Regions from separate parts of the Homo sapiens genome. Here region 2 is linked to region 1. Evidence: chromatin loops called from intact Hi-C (ENCODE). Cell type or tissue: sigmoid colon. All regions are shown on one strand.

What was found. Hi-C counts contacts between places; a loop is a spot of excess contacts. Peaks named below come from ENCODE experiments on the same cell type or tissue, not always from the same donor. Only the 100,000 strongest peaks of a DNase experiment are listed, where the experiment ranks them.
Region 2: a loop joins it to region 1, with 3.0 times the contacts of the local background. A loop is called at or near these places in 3 of 110 quality-filtered maps.

Annotation. Positions count from the first base shown.
Region 1 is chr14:93,652,733-93,657,732 of GRCh38, forward strand. UNC79 (unc-79 subunit of NALCN channel complex) reads left to right here. Exons shown (of 52, transcript NM_001395159.1): 39 at 1,010-1,122; 40 at 1,208-1,293; 41 at 2,502-2,675. Among named protein-coding and RNA genes, the nearest start is that of PRIMA1, 130 kb to the right of the region's middle. In sigmoid colon, a CTCF peak has its summit at 2,522 (motif pointing right); no DNase peak of the experiment used is centred here.
Region 2 is chr14:93,746,486-93,751,485 of GRCh38, forward strand. All of the region lies in intron 3 of PRIMA1 (proline rich membrane anchor 1), which reads right to left. Among named protein-coding and RNA genes, the nearest start is that of PRIMA1, 39 kb to the right of the region's middle. RefSeq lists an enhancer at 2,282-3,155. In sigmoid colon, no CTCF peak of the experiment used is centred here; a DNase peak (open chromatin) is centred at 2,711.

The DNA of each region.
Region 1 (5,000 bases):
TACTTGGTCTTTTAATCTATAGCTGGATTCAGTGGCCATGACGACTATGGGTCTGTCTGTCCTCTTCCCATTTCTTTTCTGTTTCCTTCTTTTTTAAAATTTATTTTGATAATGGCTTTATTAATTTTAGTTTTAGGGCTATGCTGCCTGCATCAAACAAATTGGGAAGGGTTCTCTCCTTCTCTATTTTCTGAAGTTATTGTAAGTTCGGCGTTATTTTTTCCTGAAGAATATTTTTGACCTAAAACTTTGAACCAGCATTTCAGGGTAGATGTGGCACAATGAGGTAATAATTGGCATAATTAGGTAAGCAGTACTTCTTACTCTTTATCTATTTACGTTCTTTGATTTTCTCTTTTTTCCTTCTGGTAACTTACCCCCTAACTACATCAAGAAGCATCCTTTCTGGTACCTTAGTCTAAGGGGCAGGGCCTCATAAATTTGGCCCTACTTTTGATGTGCAGAGGTGCACATGAAGGGTGAAGGTCAAATTGCACCTGTCAAAGTCCAGCCTTTTTACAAGTGTCAGCTCAGATGCCCAAAGAAAACTTCCCACATCTCCTAATGAGAATGAACATCTCTCTCACTGCATATATATATATATATATGAATTTTTTTTTCCTCAGAGCAACTCTGTCTTAGCCAGTGACACTTTCCTGGGAGGATTTTCCTGGTAATCCTCATCCAGGGCTCCAGTCTTGACTGTCATTCTGTGAGCATGTGACCTTTGTATGTGACCTCTTCTCTCAGGATCTCATAACCTTCCTGAGTCCATTGTGGGACCTGGAATACGTCTGAGACTACACTGGCATTTCATGGTTCTCTCTTTCTAAAAACTTCTTGTTAACAGGGATTAGGTTTGAGTAGAATATTTCATTTCACTGATGAACATGACAGTGAGCTATCCCATCAGAGGCATGGTGTGCAAATGTCTGAACTCTAAGTAAATATCTGAACACCTGCTCACTGGCCCATGACTTCGTGTCTTTTCTCCCCTGTTCAACTCCAGCATGATGGTTCCCGGCAATGCGGCGGGGGTGGCCAAGCAGTTCCTGCGCTGCATCTTCCATCAGTTGGCCCCCAACGGCATCTTCCCGCAGCTGTTCCAAAGCACGATCAAAGGTAATTCATCCACTGAGGATCCAGGCACCACAAATTTGCCTCATCCCAGACACCCAAACACTAAATCCGATCGTTGACTTTCCAGATGGGACTTTTTTACGGACCTTAGCCTCGTCTCTGATGGACTTCAATGAGCTGAGCTCCATCGCAGCTCTCAGTCAGCTCCTAGAGGTGGGTTTCCTTTAATGACACCCTAAGCCCCAGCCGAAACTCTAAGCCCCAGCACAACTGTGGGCTGTGTTTCTTTGAGTCACACCATAGGATACTGCTGAGGAAGGATTGCAATGTTATTTAATTTAAAAATGAAATCTAAAATTTTAAAATTAAAAAATATATATTAAATTTAAAGCTAAGGGCTGAGTGCAGTGGCTCATGCCTATAATCCCAGCACTTTGGGAGACTGAGGCAGGAGGATTGCTCGAGGCCAGGAGTTCAAGACTAGCCTGTGCAACATAGCAAGACCCCCATCTCTACAAAATAAAAATAAAAGAAATTAGCTGGCATGGTGACACATGCCTGTAGTCCCAGCTACTCAGGAGACTGAGGGGGAAGGATCACTTGAACTCAGGAGTTGGGGGCTGCAGTGAGCTGTGATGGCTACATTACACTCCAAGTTGTAATGGCTACATTACACTCCAATGGCTACATTACACTCGCAACGGAGCGAGACCCCCAACTCAAAAGAAAAATAATAGAAAATGCTAAAATTTAAATAATTTAAATTTTAAAAATTAACATAATTTAAATTTTAAAAATTAACATAATTTAAATTTTAAAAAGTTAATTAAGAAATAGAATTGCATAGAATAGTGTCAGTTGGACATTGCGGCTTTGCGTGGATTTACTCTTCATTGAAAACTTCTCCATACCCTCAGCTAAGTCGTGACCTTGCTTCCACAGAACAACTTGGTTTTCCAAGGGCAGAGTGGTGGGTGGAGCTATGGGCGTTGGATCAAGAGACTTGGGTTCAAGTCTCAGCACTGCTGCAGGTCAGCTCTTGGGGTTTGCTTGCGGGAGATGCTCACTGCTAGAAAAAAAGCTGCAGCTCCTGTAACTCTATGCTCAGTCTTTGTGCTGGGGATTATTTACAGTGAGCATCATTCATTGTTTTCTTAGCACCTAACCACACCAATTGTAGACCCTTGGAAGCTGTTTCCTATTTCTTGCTCACTTTTCACCTCTCATCAATTTTCCCCCTTAAGTTTGTCTGAACGATTTTCTCGTTATCCTTCCAGTCTATCACAGGGATTGGCCTATGTAGTAGGCACTGAACACGTTTATAGCCTGAAGATGTGACTTTTAAACTGACATTTACCAAATAGCGCTATGCATTCCCGTGCTGTTTCAGCAGTTGATGGCCTATGCTTTTGTGTTTTTAGGGTCTAAATAACAAAAAGAATTTACCAGCAGGGGGTGCTATGATTCGCTGTTTGGAAAACATTGCAACCTTCATGGAAGCTTTGCCTATGGATTCTCCTAGTAGCCTCTGGACCACAATTAGCAACCAGTTTCAGACATTTTTTGCCAAGCTGCCTTGTGTTTTACCTCTGAAGGTAAGCTGAGCCGAAGGTTTCATTTTCAATTAATTTCTTACCATTTTCAGACCGTTTATTTACAAGCAGCAGAGTCTTGGGTGATTTAATGTATCGCAAAGGTTAATGAGGAAACTCCGTCAGCCATGGAGTGAGGATGCTTATTTGGGTTGTTCTGTCTTCTCTTAGAGAATGACAGGAATGTGGAGTGAGCATTTTGCTCACTGACTATGAATATGCATGTTTCCAGTTGATTTGAAAAAAAAAAAAAAAAACAAAAAAACAGCCAGGAAGACATGAGTAGACTGTGTTTATCCGGCAGTTTTTCTCCCGTAGATATTAAATAAGTAAGTAAATAGTTTTGTCCAAAAGCAGCTCAGACATATAATGTAAAGTTTCCATTTTAGAGAATTATCTAAAGGGAAGTAATTGCTGTGTTTGTGAATGATGATGTTTCTGCTTGACTGTTACCCCCTACACCATACCATCTCCCAAGAATACACACACAATTACCTACCTGGAAATCTGGTGGCCCAAGGATCATTGACAACATGAGCTCAGTAAATGCAAATAAGAAGCCAATACTGTTAAAGCTGGAAGAAACCTATAAAGATCATCCCTTCCAATGCCTCTGTTTTCTAAATGAATTCTGCAAATTCAGAGAGATGGTATAGCTTCTGGAAACAACACAGTGGTGGCAATGTGAGGATTAGAACTGAGGTTTTCTGACTCACAGTCCAGTGCTCATTTCACTAGCAGACTCTTCTTGCCCTTCTGCAGCAGGGGTGAGTTGAAGGCATTCATGTCTCTAGAGTAGGGGGCAGAGTGGTGGCTGGCAGTGGTGTTGCTGGCTTTGAACCTGACCTGTTCCATGAGGTTTTTTGTGCTTTCTCTATGCAGATTACAGAAGCATTTAACTGGCAACAAAATGAATCAGGCAGGGCATAGCGGCTCATGCCTGTAATCCCAACACTTTGAGAGGCAGAGGTAGGGGGATCGCTTGAACCCAGGAGTTTGAGAGCAGTCTGGGGAGCATGGCGAGACCTCGTCTCTACGAAAGATTAAAAAAAAAAAACATAGGCTAGGCAATATAGTGAGACTCTGTCTCTTAAAAAAAATTAGCTGGGCAAGGTGGCATGCACCTGTAGTCCCAGCTACTTGGGAGGCTGAGGTGTGCTCATTGTTTGAGCCCAGGAGGTTGAGACTGCAGTGAGCCATGATCGCACCACTGCACTCTAGCCTGGATGACAGAGAGAGACTCTGTCTCAAAAATAAATAAACAAATAGAAAGTATTTTAAAAATTAGCCAGGCGTAATGGCATGTACCTTTTGTCCCAGCTACTTGGGAGGCTGAGGTGGGAAGATTGCTTGAGCCTGGGAAGTCGAGGTTGTAATGAGCCATATTTGTGCCACTGCACTCCAGCCTGGGCAACAGAGTGAGATCTTGTTTCAAAAATATAAGATAAAATAAAAATAAAGTGCATTTCCCATAGACAGAAAAACAAAAGGATCAGGTTACCTATTAGTAGCTCCACTTCTGAAATGAGTATTATGTAACATAAGATACTTGATAAAGATCAACAACCTATGCTAATACATTTTTCCAAATGGGCAGATACTACTAATAGGTCTGTAAGGGATAATGCAGGGACCCTTAGCTCAGCGTGTGCTGCTTTGAGCTTTGAGTTACTGTAAGAAGCAGGAGTATAGAGGAGGGATCTTTACCACCTCTTATATTCTATGATCCTCGTTTGCCCACAGATGTGGAGTAGCTGAATAAATCCAAGCAAGAAGGGTTAGTACTTTGAAACTGTGTATGTGTATAGCTACTGTACATCAACACACAGGAAACTGAGTGCACAAATTTTAAGCACATGGAACCTCCTAGGACCCGAGAACCAATCAGGGCTTCACTGCTAAAGAGCCGCACAGGCTAAGAGAAGGGATGGGATGAGGTATGGCAAATTTTTTTTTTTTTTTTTTGAGACAGAGTCTCGCTCTGTCACCCAGGCTGGAGTGCAGTGGCACAATCTCGGCTCACTGCAAGCTCCGCCTCCTGGGTTCACGCCATTCTCCTGCCTCAGCTTCCTGAGTAGCTGGGACTACAGGCGCCCACCACCATGCCCAGCTAATTTTTTGTATTTTTAGTAGAGACGGGGTTTCACCATGTTAGCCAGGATGGTCTTAATCTCCTGACCTTGTGGTCCTCCTGCCTCGGCCTCCCAAAGTGCTGGGATTACAGGCGTGAGCCAAAGCGCCCGGCTGAGGTATGGCAAATTTAAATGCCTGTGTGCCGATGTGACTGTCAGAAGATTTAACTTGGGCACAGAAGAGTGGCAAGTGTTG
Region 2 (5,000 bases), 94 kb after region 1:
GTTCTGGGGAGCAGGAAGGAGGCCAGTGTGGCCTAGAGGGAGTCGCGAGGGGAGACTAGAAGGAGATGGGACCACATGGGGCCATGGGGATGCCATAAGGAGGCCATGGGGAGGACTTAAGAGAGGGTGGTGAATTCTGACCTACAGGTCAGCACAGTCCCTCTGTGTTTAAACTGGGTGTGTGGCGTGGGGGAAGGGCGGGAGGCTGCGGGGATACTGCTGATAACCTAGCAGCGAGATGGCGGGGCTCAGACTCAGGGTTCTCCGCAGAGGCGGTGAGGAAAGGTCAGAGTCTGGAAATGCTCTCGAGGTGGATTTCATGGAAATGTGGATGTGGGCAGCAGACACAGAGAGGAGCTAAGGATGACTCTGAGGGTTTGGGGCTGTGCTTGTGGGAGGAGGAAGCTGTCACCAACTGATGGGGAAGATTACTGGGTCCGTGCAGCTTTGGGACGGGTGTGGAGGTCAGGTGTGAAGTCTGAAATTGTCACACACCACGGGAGACAGTGAGAAAGCAGCTGGGGCCGGACTCTGCGTTGAGAATCGAGAACTGGAGGCAGGCATTTGGCAGTGGCCAGCACCTAGCCCTGAGACTGGAGGGGGTTGTCAAGTGGGAGAGGGTAGGCAGAGGGGAGAAGAGGGCCAAGGCCTGGCCCTGGGGCACCTCAACATGAGGAGGTGCAGAGGAGGGTGACAGGGGAGGCTTGTGAGGAAGGCGGCCCAAGCCATCCGGTCCTGCAGCCACGTCAGGAAGGGACGTCCAGGAGGAGGGGAGGTCAAGTGTGTCCACCGCAGCTGATGGTCAAGTACAGCGAGGCTGGGAGCCAGCCATGGGATGGTGCCACGTGGCAGTTGCTGCTGGCCGCTGAAAAGTGGTTTGGCGGGAGTGGAGGGAGGAAGCCGGATTCGGGGAGTCAAAGAGAGAATGAGAGGAAATGGAAATGGTGGGGATGCACAACTCGCGGTTCAAGTTTTGCTGCAAAAGGGAGCGGCATCGTGGAGCCATATCTGGGGGGAGAAGTCATGGGAAGGATTTCAAGGCAGGAGGTGGAGTGTGTGAGTGTGTGAGAGTGTGAGTGTGGGGGAGTGTGTGAGTGCATGGGAGTATTGTGTATGAGTGTGTGAGAGTGTGTGGGGGAGTGTGTGAGTGCATGGGAGTATTGTGTATGAGTGTGTGAGAGTGAGTGTGTGACAGAGTACATGGGAGTGCATATGAGTGTGTGAGTGTATGAGTGTGTATATGAGTGTGCGAGTGGGAAGTGTGTGGAGTGCAAGTGTGTGGGAGAGTGTGTGTATGAGTATGTGAGAGTGTAAGGGGACTGAGTGTGTGGGAGTGTGATTGTGTGTGAGAGTGTATGAGTGTGTGTATGAGTGTGTGTGAGTGGGGACTGAGTGGGAGAGTGTGTGTATGAGTGTGTAAGAGTGGGGGACTGTGTGGAGTGTGATTATGTGAGTGTGTGTGTATGAGTGTGTGTGTATAAGTGTGTGAGTATGAGTTGGGACTGAGTGGGAGAGTGTATATGAGTGTGTGAGAGTGGGGGACTGTGTGTGGGAGTGTGTGAGTGTGTGTATGTGAGTGTGAATGTGTATGTGTGTGAGTGCGTATGAGTGTGTGAATGTGTATGTGTGTGAATGAGTGTGCATGAGTGTGAGAGACTGTGTGAGTGCTGATGGCTGTGGCCCAGGCGAGGGGGAAGAGCTGAGCCCAAGGGGGCCTGTGCCCGGTGTGTGTGATAAAGTGAGAGCAGGGAGAGAGGGGTGAGGGGCCCACAGGGAGCAAGGACAATGCTTGGCCAGATGACGAAACTGAGATTGAACCCAGACAGTCTGGCCCCAGGGCCAACCTGTGACGGCTGCATAGACACAAAGCAGGCAAGTCCCCGCATGTGACAAACGGCCAGGAGAGACGCTTTGGGGGACTGGAGGGAGCAACGCAGTGTGTGGAAAGGGGCGATAGGGCCACCCTGGGCATCAGGAAGGCCTCTCTGAGGAGGCGACGTTCAAGCTGAGCCCGACAGGGTGCAGGAGCAGTCCTGTGAGAAGGTGCCAGCAAAGGAAGGAACGGGGGACACAGGCAGCGGCACCGGGAGCCTCTCTGCCCCCCTGGCTGGTGGCCGAGGCCCTTCCTGAGCCCTGGGTGAGGGGCTCTGTGCCCTTCCATCTATGGCTCCTTATCTGTAGCCTGTGCTCTGCGGGCCACTTGCTCCCCTGGCTTATCTATTTCTGCCTGGTGCTCTGTGCGCGGAGCCCAGTGTGGTGGCAGATTGGCTGCTTATCATCAAGGGCACTGTTCTCAGGCTCGGCTCCTGAGGGGACATTAAAAAAAACCCCAATACATTATTAATAATTGTCTCCATCATTCCTGTGCCTAATTAGGAAAGGAAAATTATGAATCGGGCTTATGTCTCTTGGTGGGGGCAGCCTCAGCTTTTCCCGGTGCAAGGGAGGGTCTGGGTGGAGGCTGGGGCAGGAGCCGGGAACAGCAGGACACTGCCTGATAGAATTAATTACGCTTCTGGTAGCGACTGGAGAACACGTCCCCCTTGTTTTTGCCCAAATAGCCCTCTTTGTTAGACTCCTTAAGGCAAGGCCTTGTTACTCAACAGCATCTACTCTCTTTTAGTAGCTGCATTCCACCCTTTTTCTGTCCTGGCCCTTGGTCCCCTCCCCAGATCTGCCAGGCCTTCTGTTCCCACCAGGGCTGCAGACGCACGGCTGCGCAGAAGGTCCGCATACTTGCCAGCTTTAGGGCAGCCCAGTGCCTTTGAGAAGCAACGAGAGGGGGCCACATGCAGAACTGTGCCCACCCACCCTCGCTGCCTTGATGACTCCTCCTCATTCAGCTGCGAATCCACTCACTGATTCGCTCAATACACATCTGTTAAGAGCCTGCTGTGTGCCATGCACCATGCTAGCACTGGGGACAGGATGGACCCTGTCCTCATGACGCTTATAATCTACTGGAAATTGGACATTCATTAAATCATCACCAAGTAAATGCAGACTGATTCCCAGCTCACCGAGACACTTAACTACATGTGACTTTGGTAACAACAACAGGAAGCTGACAAACAAAAATGAGAATGACTTGACATGGAGAGCCAGTGTGAGCTGACTGAACGTAATGAGCTCATCTTTGCTTGTGAGAGCTCGTGACCTTGGGAAGGGAGAATGCTCCCAATGGTATATATTAAACGCCCAGCAGAGCCCCAGCACCTAGTTGATGCTCAATAGATTGCTTTCTCTCATGGGGGCACTTAATTAACAGGTGATGAGGCTGGGTGCAGTGGCTCACACCTGTAATCCCAGCACTTTGGGAGGCCAAGGCAGGAGGATAGCTTGAGCCCAGGAGTCTGTGACCAGCCTGGGCAACATAGCAAGACAGAAAGTTAAAAAATTAGCTGGGATAAGTAAGCTGGGTGCAGTGGCTCATGCCTGTAATCCCAGCATTTTGGGAGGCCTAGGCGGGCAGATCACCCAAGGTCAGGAGTTCGAGACCAGCCTAGCTAATATGGTGAAACCCTATCTCTACTAAAAATACAAAAAAGTAGCCAGGTATGGTGGCACATGCCTGTAGTCCCTGCTACTTGGGAGGCTGAGGCAGGAGAAACAGAATCGCTTGAGCCCGGGAGGCAGAGGTTGCAGTGTGCCGAGATCGTGCCACTGCACCGTAGCCTGGGAGATACAGTGAGACTCCGTCTAAAAAAAAAAATTTGCTGGGATAGTGAGACAAAAAATAGTGCGACAAAAAATTTTAAAATTATCTGGGCATGGTGCTGCACACCTGTAGTCCCAGCTACTTGGGACTTGCACTGGGAGGCTGAGGCAAGAGGATGGCTTGAGCCCAGGAGTTTGAGGCTGCAGTGAGCTATGATGATGCCACTGCATTCTAGCCTGGGTGACAGAGCAAGACCCTGTCTCAAAACAAACATGACGGGGCCCTCATGAATGCTTCATCAGGTAGAACGTGCTCTGTCTAATTTGTTGTAATCACTTTGCAGAGGGGTTCAGGGTCAACTTAGACCAGTGGTTGACACTGATCTGAAGGCCAAATCTGGCCCACCACCTGTTTTATAAATAAAGTTTTACTGAAACACAGACACACCTATTTGTTTACACCTTGTCCATGGAAGTCTGTATGGCCTGCAGAGCCTAAGATACACTATCTCGCCTTTTACAGAAAGTTTTTTTACCCCTAATTTAGAGGAGTCTTAACCTGAGATTCTTAGACAAGCTTAGAAGAGTGGTCTGAAAGTGTCCTGAAATTATACCACAAATTTGTATTTTGCAAGTAAACAACCCACTCCTTCCGTATTATTTTTAGAAAGGCCCTTTACCCCAAATGTCACACCAAGGCCTAGGTGGAAGTCTCTGGGCATGGGGCACAGGGCTCCATCTTGCCTCGGAGTTTTCATGGTGACAATGTGGTCAGAAAGCAAAGCACAGCAGAAAGACAGGCACAAATTTGGATCCTGACTTGGCCACACCATACCCACTAAGAAACCCCCAGACAAAGCACTTACATTTTACAAGCCTCAGTTTCCCATCGTCAAAGGGTGACAACATTCCCTGGAAGGCTCGGGGGAGCTGCTTCCCACCTGCTGGCCGGGACGCAGGGACTCTGCTCTGGAGGCAGAAAAGCGTCACCTGAAGCTACACGTCTGACTTTTCGGGCACCTGCAGCCCTTCTTCAGGGTCTGCACTAGGGCTGCCAGGGTGGCTATGCACAAGGTGGGGAGCCCAGGAAGTGAAGTCCCATGCCCTGCAGAGCATCCTCCACCAGTAACTGACAGGTGCTAAGTGTGACAGCCTGGCTGGGGACAACTATAGGCTGAAATTGCCTTTGCAGGACTTGGCCTGAGATGGTGCTTTCACTCGGCTTCCCCCCTGCTCCACCCTACCACTTCCGTTGCCTCCTCAGTCTCTCCTGGGGAGCACTTCATTTAAAAATTCTTGCGTTAGGGTCTGAGGACAGGTTCCACATCAGGAACCCCAGACAT